2 separate regions of the Homo sapiens genome follow, and region 2 is linked to region 1. Evidence: read pairs that join two places in POLR2A ChIA-PET (ENCODE). Cell type or tissue: GM12878. All regions are shown on one strand. Each heading gives the region's core, and the rest is flanking DNA. Links, peaks and the distances in the headings are about the cores only.

Region 1 (4,398 bases), core at 116-4,115:
GCATGAAGCCAGCTTTGTGGAGAGTATCACACTTGGGGACTCAAGAAGCCTCAGAAGGTCAGGCCTGAGTCAGAGACTCCATAGCCAATCAACTATAGAATCCCCGGGCCCTTTCAGGATTCTTCTTAGGAAGTTTCCAAGTCCACAGAATCACTAGGAGTTCCTGGCCTGAGGACTGTGATGGGGTGGACTCCAGGAGAAAGTCTTCTGAGAAGGCCACACCCTGAATCAGACCCCTGGGAAGTCAAAGCAGCAGAGATGGAGCAAAGGATGTTGTAGCTGGGGCAAAGGATGTTGTAGCTGGGGCAGGGATCCTCTGAGCAGCCTTTAGTGCAGGGTTTCTCAACCTCCACACTACAATATTGTGGGCCAGATAATTCTTTGTTCCGGGCAGCTGCCTGTGGGTTGTAGGATGTTTAGCAGCATCCCCGGCCAGTAGCGATCTCTTCCCCTCACCCCAACCCCAGTTGTGGCTATCAAAAATGTCTCCAGACACTGCCACAGGTCCCATGGGGTGGGGATGGGGGCAAAAATCACCCCACGTTGATTAGCTTTGGCTAGATTATATACCATCACTAATCACAGTTGGGAAAGAAAATAGTTATCTCATTAAAATTAGTGCTGTCCAATAGAAATTTAATGCAAGCCAAGTATGTAATTTTTTGTAAGTACAATCACAAATTGTGCAACCAACCATTACCACTATTTAATTTCAGAACACTTTCATTATACCTGAAAGAAACCCATACTTATTAACAGTCACTTCCTCTCCCCTTCTTCCCCCAGCCCCTGGCAAATCCTACTATACTTTCTGTCTTGAATAGATTTGCCTGTTCTGGACATTTTGTATAAACGTAATCATACAGTAGATGGCTTTTGTGTGTCTGGCTTCTTTCATTTAGTGTAATGTTTCCAAGGGTCACCCATGTGGGAGAATCTATCAATACTCCTTTTTATGGCCAGATAATATTCCATTTTATGGGCACACCAGGTTTGGTTTTAGTCATGTATCAGTTAATGGACATTTGGGTGGTTTCCACTGTGTGGCCATTACGAGTAATGCTGCTATGAACATTTATGTGCGAGATCATTTTGTGGGCATATGTTTTCAAATTATCTTGGGTAAGTACCTAAGAGTGGAATTGCTGGGTAACTCGATGTGTAACCTTTTGAGGAATCATCACACTGGTTTTCAAAGCAGCTATGCCATTTTACATTCCTACCAGCAGTGTATGATGGTAAGACACTTACGTCTTTTACTTTTTTTGGAAGCCAAATTTTTAAAAAGTACAAAGATACAGGTGAAGTGAACTTTAATAATATATTTTACTAACTCAGTATAACCAAATATTTCAATATGTAAATATAAAAATTGTTAATGAGATATTTTACATTTTTTTGGTATTAAGTCTCCAAACTCTGGTGTATATTTTCCATTCATAGCATATCTCAATTTGGATGCTAATTATTCTTTGGAAATACTTGATCTGTATTTAGAGTTCATGAAATTAATTTGGAAGGGTAGATTCACATATCCAAATTGTTCCAAACCTATTAAAATTTCTCCCTAACAATATCACATATATCAGCTTTTAAATTTACATGCACATTAATTAAAATTAAAAATTCAGTTCCTCCTTCAAACTAGGCATATTTCAAGCCTCACTAACCACATGTGGCTCAAAGCTCCCAGGTTGGATAGTCCAGCTCTAAGTGATTTCTGTTGTCATTGTGATTATTTTTATATATTTTAGAGACGGGATCTCGTTTTGTCATCCAGGCTGCAGTGCAGTGGTGTGATCATAGCTCACTGCAGCCTGGAAGCTCCTGAGCTCAAGGAATCCTCCCACCTCAGCCTCCCCAGTAGCTGGGACTGCATGTACTCAGCTCTATTGTAATTTTTTAAAAGCTATTGCCCTGGGCCTCAATGTTGGTTTTCTTTCCTCTTTTACAGCTGATCCAATGACAAACTATAAATACAATCCAATGACAAAATATAAATATATATATATACACACACACACACACACACGTATATATATGTGTATATATATACACACACACTATAGTTTATACGTAATTCTTATATATAATTCTTTTTCTCTTTAATAGACTTTTTTAGAGCACTTTTAGGTTCACAGAGAAATTGAGCAGGAAGTACAGAGATTTCCCATATATGTCCTGCTCCCACAAATGCACAGCCTCCCCTACTATCTACACGGCATCAGAGACTGCATTTGTCACAATCGGTAAACCTACATTGACACATCACCATCACCCAAAGCCCATGATTTACATGAGGGTTCCCTCTCGGTGGTGCCCATTCTGTGGGTTTGGACGATGTCTAATGACACGCCTCCCCCACCATCATGTGTGATTCTGCCCTAGAGGAAGGGCGGCTTCCTGTATGGCAGTGTTCTTAGCCATGGTCTGCTGGTTTAGAACAAGTGGCAAACAGCAGCACTGGTCACCCATGAGCCCCTCCAGCCTCTCGGCCCTCAACCCTCACAGACCTTATTTCTAGTGGCCAGCCCTGCTGGGCAGCCCCCACTGCCAGGGCTTTAGTGTCCCAGTTGGCATCCTGGCAGCCATGCCACTCATTGGACGGTCTCCACTGTGTCTCTTGTATCACTTTAAAAACAACATGCCACCCTGCCTCCAGGCCATCTCTCAGGTTACCGTGGAGCTACAGGACGAAAGAGGACATGTTCCATTCATCTGTGAGGTCACAGGTTATTGGGCTTAGGAGATCTTATGTGGAATAGGAAGCTGGGGGCTCGGGAGTAGGTAGCGTTTGTCATGAGCTTTCATCATGCAAAGTCTAAGGGCTCATGTCTGCAATGAAGAGACAGCAGCACCGTCTCCCCTGGGGCAGGGATGCCACAGCCCAGCCCTCAGGGACTCCAGGTTCACACAGGACAGTGGCCCAGCCCTCAGGGGCTCTAGGTTCATACAGGACAGTGCTTCTCTTCTGGGGAGTTTGTCAAGATTCAGCGAGTCTGGGGAGGAGCCTGAGACCATGCATTTCTAACAGATTCCTAGGGATTTCTACCCTTGGTATAATGAGGGCTTAGGGCTTTCCCCAGAAAGGATTAAATATGCCCCACCCTTCCCTCCCACCTTCCTCCACCAGCTCCACCACCCCGTAGCTAATAACAGCTGACACGTATTGAAGGTAGAAATGCACGGTGCCTGGGCTAAGCACTTTGCAGCGGCTGGCTCATTTCATTATCTCAACAGCCCTGTGAGATAAAGCCTGTCAGCCAGGCTCTACGTCAGGAAGCGGCGAAGCCTTGCTTTGAATGCAGGCTGCTGACTCCAGGCTCTGTCTCTATCGATGAGGTTAAATAGCTTCCCTAATTCCATTTTAGGTCTGAGTTCCTTAGCTCTCCTCAAAACTAAAATAACTGTCGATAACAGTGGTGGCCTCTGGTGAAGGTGACTGAGTAACTGGGTGGAGAGACACAATTTTTACTATATACCTGTTCACTGCATACCTCATGAATTGTGTGTGCGTGTGTGTGTGTGTGTGAGATCTAGTCCAATAAATTAATGAATAGCTTTAAAAGACAGTTTTTAAGGCTGGGCGTGGTGGCTCAAACCTGTAATCCCAGCACTTTGGGAGGCCGAGGCTGGTGGATCACTTGAGGTCAGGAGTTTGAGACCAGCCTGGCTAACATGGTGAAACCTCGTCTCTACTAAAAATACAAAAATTAGCCAGGCGTGGTGTCGGGTGCCTGTAATCCCAGCTACTTGGGAGGCTGAGGCAGGAGAATCGCTTGAACCGGGGAGGCAGAGGTTGCAGTGAGACGAGATTGTGCCACTGCACTCCAGCCTGGGTGACAGAGCAAGACTCTGTCTCAAAAAAAGTTTTTAAAAGGCCCAGGGCCTTCACAGTTAGAACCATGTACAAGTAGCAGAGCCTACTCTCAGGGCAGGGGGATGAGACAGTGTTCACCATGTTGGGCCACCAGCATCTCCACTGAAATGGTTGGGGTTCTTCGGGCCTCATGCATGCCCCTCCCATTCTCCAGGAGTGTGCAAGGCAAAGCTGGCCTGCAACTTCCCACCAGATGATAAAGGGTACACTTAGCACCTGGTTGGCAAGGACATTTCCAGAGTAGGTAGACTTTATAACAATTCAATAAATAGTAATATTGGTTAATAATGGTGCTATTCAAAGTCAGACATGAGAATTCTTTCCCTTCGGACAGCTTGGAACAAGTCTGAATTGCTCAGTGCTTACCTTTGCTCTTTTGTGATATTATACATTGACAAAGAAGAGAAAATCAGGATAATAACCAAGAAATGATTAGACTTAGCCATTGTGGGTACCTAGATATGATTCGAATCTCAGTGTTATCTCACCTAAGCTAGTTACTGTACTCCTGAAAATGT
Region 2 (4,398 bases), core at 282-4,281, 57 kb after region 1:
ATGGCTTATTTGAGAGGGGATCCCAGGAAACGCCAGTAGAGGAGTAGGGAAGTGCAACTGGGGAAGGAAAGGCGACTGGTAGAGTATATTATTAGCCAGTGACTGCCGTGGGCGCTGGAGCTGACATCTGCAGGGAGCCCTGCAAAGCACACTTCTCAGTGAGGGAGCCGGAGTGTGTATACACCAACTACCAGGATCACCAGCTGGCGGCTGCTCTGGGTGGGGGCATTACCTCCCTTGCACTTGTCACCTGCCCACATGGGCAAGCTAAGCCGGATAAAAAACATGATCAGAGAAAGTTCTTAAGCAGAGAAATGCTGGTGTGGCACTAAGAGGTGGAGCCAGGTGCACAGAAGTGGTTGGGGTGTGGGCAATAGGTAAGGCACCAGCAGCTTCTGCTGCAAGGGGTTTCCTATTTCTGTTTGCTGTTAAGAAAATCTGAACTATATTATTTTCTGCCTACCAAATGTCAGATATTGTCCCAGATGAGGATCTCAAGCTCTAGCTATTACATGGTGTTGAAGAGCAAGACCACCTTGGGGTTCTGTTCCCTGCACTGCCACTTCCAGCCTGGTAGCCTGTGGGCAAATTACCTTTCTCAGTGCTTCAGTAACTTCCACACAGAGTTGTTTTGAGAATTAAATGAGATAGTAAAGCGCTTATTGCAGCATTGCCACATAATAAATGGTTCCTATTTCTTTTAACCCATTTTTTTTTATTTGTTTGAGACAGGGTGTCACTCTGTCACCCAGGCTGGAGTGCAGTGGCGCAAACACAGCTCACTGCAGCCTCAACCTCCTGGACTCAAGTGACCCTCCTGCCTCATCCTGCCATGTAGCTGGGACTACGGGAGTATGCCATCACACTTGGCTAATTTTTTCTTTCCTTTTTTTTTTCTTTGTGTGTGTGTGTGTGTGTGTGTGTGTGTGTGTGTGTGTGTGTGTGGAGATGGGGTTTCACTTTGTTGCTCAGGCTGGTCTTGAACTCCTGGACTCAGGTGATCTTCCTGCCTTGGCCTCCCAAAGTGCTGGGATTAGAGGTATGAGCCACTGTGCCCCAGCCTTTATTCTGAAATAATTATAGACTCACAAGGATTTGTAAAAATATATGGAGTGATTCCCACGTATGCTTCACCAGCTTCACCTAATGGTGACATCTCACATAACTATAGTACATTATCAAAACCAAGAGATTGACATTGGCAGAATATAATCAACTACACTAGAAACTTGACTTGGATTTCATCAGTTTTTGTATCCATTCATTTTTTTCTATTATTTTTACTTAATCTTCATAATAACCCTGCAGAGAAGATAGATATTATGATCCCCATTTTACAGAAGAGAAAACTGAGGCCTGGAGACCGTGATTGTCTCTGTCTGCTGTCACTCAGCTAGTAAGTAGAGGGGTCCAAGACTCCAACCCGCATTTTCTGACTCTGAATTCCAAGTTCTTTCCACAAATAACAATTTAGCAAATTTGCAAGATATTTACTTCCAGACCTTTCCAAGTCTCTCCTGATGTTAGAGGGCTCTGGTATGTGTACGGTTCTTCCTCCTAAGCCCTTGGAAGGACTCCTTGCAAGCCAGCTGGGAAATGCAACATTACCGCCTTGCAGATGAAGCCAATCTGCAAATTTAAGTCAGACTTCACTCTTTGAAGAGACTTTGCTGCCACACACACACAAAACATATGGTCTTAACAGACAGCTGTTTGTTCTATTTAGACTCTGGCTGTGCAATTGCTGCTGTCCCCCATCTTTTCTCCTTGCGAATTAATTTTGTATTAAATTCAGCTCTCATGCTGAAAAGCAGCACCCAGGGCTTCATGCACAGTTAGTTTCACTTCCAGGTACTAGTAAACAACAGTAATGGAATATCACATCTCTCTGTAAATGACGTGTGTGGTTTAACGTGGTGGTGTGGCATTAAGTAATGGTGTTTATTTACTCTCTGTTGATGGACAAAAAATATTTTTACTGTCATTGTCATTGTGGCATGAGATAGCGCATCTATTCTCTAAGGAAACTCCACTTTTTATAATTTTACAGAGACACTGGAATTAGAATTAAACTCAAATTCTATCACCACCCTTTTGGACTTTTAAAAGTTAATTCTTCCTGGCTGCATTTGCTCATTTAGAAGATTATGCCAGGTCCTGCAGGTTTGTGGGGTAAAAGATGAGCCTGTGATTTGGACCTGAGACCTGCATGCTGGTGAGACTACCACGCCTTCTAACAAGCTGTCACCCAAAAAACTCAAGACCTTGAATTCTGGAGAATGAGCTTTTTTTTTTTTTTTAATTTTTTTGTATTTTTTAGTAGAGACGGGGTTTCACCATGTTGGCCAGGCTGGTCTGAACTCCTGACCTCAAGCGATCCACCTGCCTGGGCCTCCCAAAGTGCCGGGATTACAGGCATGAGCCACTGTGCCCAGCCAAGTGGAGAATGAACTTCTAATGCTGTTCATTTCCTTTCTTCTGTTAGAAACAACCTGTAGATTACTGTTATCTCCAACTCAGCTTGATAGCTGCACACTAGGATTTAACTTTAGACTCTAGAGATTCCTAGTAACCTTGACATAATTGCTGGCAAATCATTAAACTGACAGGGGGAAGTTTTCTTTTAAAAATTATATTCTGTCTTTCTAAACTGTAAGTGACAGCTGGTAATTGTGGGAAACAAGGGAAAGCAATTCTCCAAGTTCAAGGACCTTTTGCCAAATGACTTTTTCAAATTGGACTTCCATACGGCTTAGAGCTGTAATTTTAAAATACAATTTTCCATGAAACAAGATGTCCAGAGACAGCGTTTGCAATTTGGTGGGTTTTTTTTTTTTTTTTCAAAGCATAGTCCCTGCAATAAAAGCTATGTGAAGCATTTCTACATATGTTTGAGTTATTAGCGGCTTTGAAAGAATGAGATGAATTAGTTACCAACTGCGAAAGAGACTTTTAAAATGGTCACTGGTTCTCCCAAAGTGCCATGTCTAATTTAGCTCACAGGTGCACTGCAGAAAAGCAGGCCTCATGGCTTCTGTCTGCCTAACCAGCCTGAATCCCAACACGTCCTTTGTTTTTGCCATGCTCCCAGCAGATAACGCTGAATCCGAGCATTAATCCTTTAGCTGTCTTTTCCTGGGCCTCAGAAACAGCACTCCACTTGGGTGGGGAACCACGGAAGTAGGTGGCCAGCAGATCTGATCCTCATGGCTGGCTTTAGGGGGATGCTGAGTTTTTTTCTTTCCACAGCCCAAACTGGTTTCTAGGCTGCCAGGGCCCTCCATGGGCAAGTCACGTGCTGGAGGTGGGGAATGCCAGTGCTCACAGCCCGGCCCATGGAGCCCAAGAGGCAGGGGCAAGAGCACAGGAGGCAGGACCCAGGCATCTAGCAGGTGCAGACACACTGGTGGGGTGGCACTATGGGCCATGGGATAAAATGTCATCACTAGATTGCACGGGTAAGGTCCTGGCAGAGGTCCACTGCGTTGGAGCAAGTGCCCATAACCCTCACCCTAAGGAGACAGGAATGGAATTGGTGCGTGGTCAGGGCATGCAGATTCTGGAAAGGTCAAGAGGGAATCCACACTCTGGGCATCAGGGAAGTGCTTTACTTTCCACTAGACCTGAGAGAGGTTCAGGATGCAGGCTGAGACTGGGGGTAGAGTGAGAGAGGGTGGCTCTTTCCACTACAGAAGGGGATGGCAGCTCTTATCCTCCCTCACAGTGGAAAACAGTGGGATAGTCTATTCCCTTTGCCTCCCTGGCTCCCTAGCTACCCTCCCTACCCCTCCTGCTGGAAAGGCACATGCAAAAAAGGGTTCCATATGCTTGCAATGGGTGCCTATTGCTTTTTGCTGAACCAGAGTGGGAAGCTCAGGTAGCTGTTCTACTGTTTTGGTTTTGATATCCCCCACCTATCCCCACCATGGTTTAGTGGGTAGCAGTTAGGATGAGTCCAAGGACCACGTGTTCCAAATGTCTGCTTCGCCAGGCCATTGGTTCAGTGTCTACATAGAACTCAGGATTGTTTCCCGGGGTCTAACACTGACCACCCAGAAAACCTTCAGTCCTGAATTGAAAAACGATCTTTATGGAAATGAGAAATCATATGTCTGAAGTTTGGCTTTGAACTAAACACATGCCCCTTGAGCCCTGTGTTAGTCCATTTTCACACTGCCGATAAAGACATACCCAAGACTGGGTAATTTACAAAGAAAAAGAGGCTAATGGACTCATAGTCCCATGTGGCTGGGGAGGCCTCACAATCATGGTGGAAGGCGGAAGGCACGTCTTACATGGCAGCAGGCCACAGACAGAATGAGAGCCAAGGGAAAAGGAGAAGCCCCTTATGAAATCATCAAATCTCCTGAGACTTATTCACTACCATGAGAACAGTAT

Evidence for each region. Peaks named below come from ENCODE experiments on the same cell type or tissue, not always from the same donor. Only the 100,000 strongest peaks of a DNase experiment are listed, where the experiment ranks them.
Region 2: POLR2A ChIA-PET joins it to region 1 with 7 read pairs; 2 of 35 experiments call an interaction of 5 or more read pairs at or near these places.

The regions. Positions count from the first base shown.
Region 1 is chr18:58,555,304-58,559,701 of GRCh38, reverse strand. The region is part of intron 4 of ALPK2 (alpha kinase 2); the gene reads left to right. It overlaps ALPK2-AS1 (ALPK2 antisense RNA 1), which reads right to left and starts at 2,680. Exons shown (of 2, transcript NR_188108.1): 1 at 2,514-2,680. In GM12878, for the core only: no CTCF peak of the experiment used is centred there; a DNase peak (open chromatin) is centred at 2,351; H3K4me3 peaks cover 610 bases; H3K27ac peaks cover 2,723 bases.
Region 2 is chr18:58,498,682-58,503,079 of GRCh38, reverse strand. All of the region lies in intron 11 of ALPK2 (alpha kinase 2), which reads left to right. Among named protein-coding and RNA genes, the nearest start is that of MIR3591, 50 kb to the right of the region's middle. In GM12878, for the core only: no CTCF peak of the experiment used is centred there; a DNase peak (open chromatin) is centred at 1,868.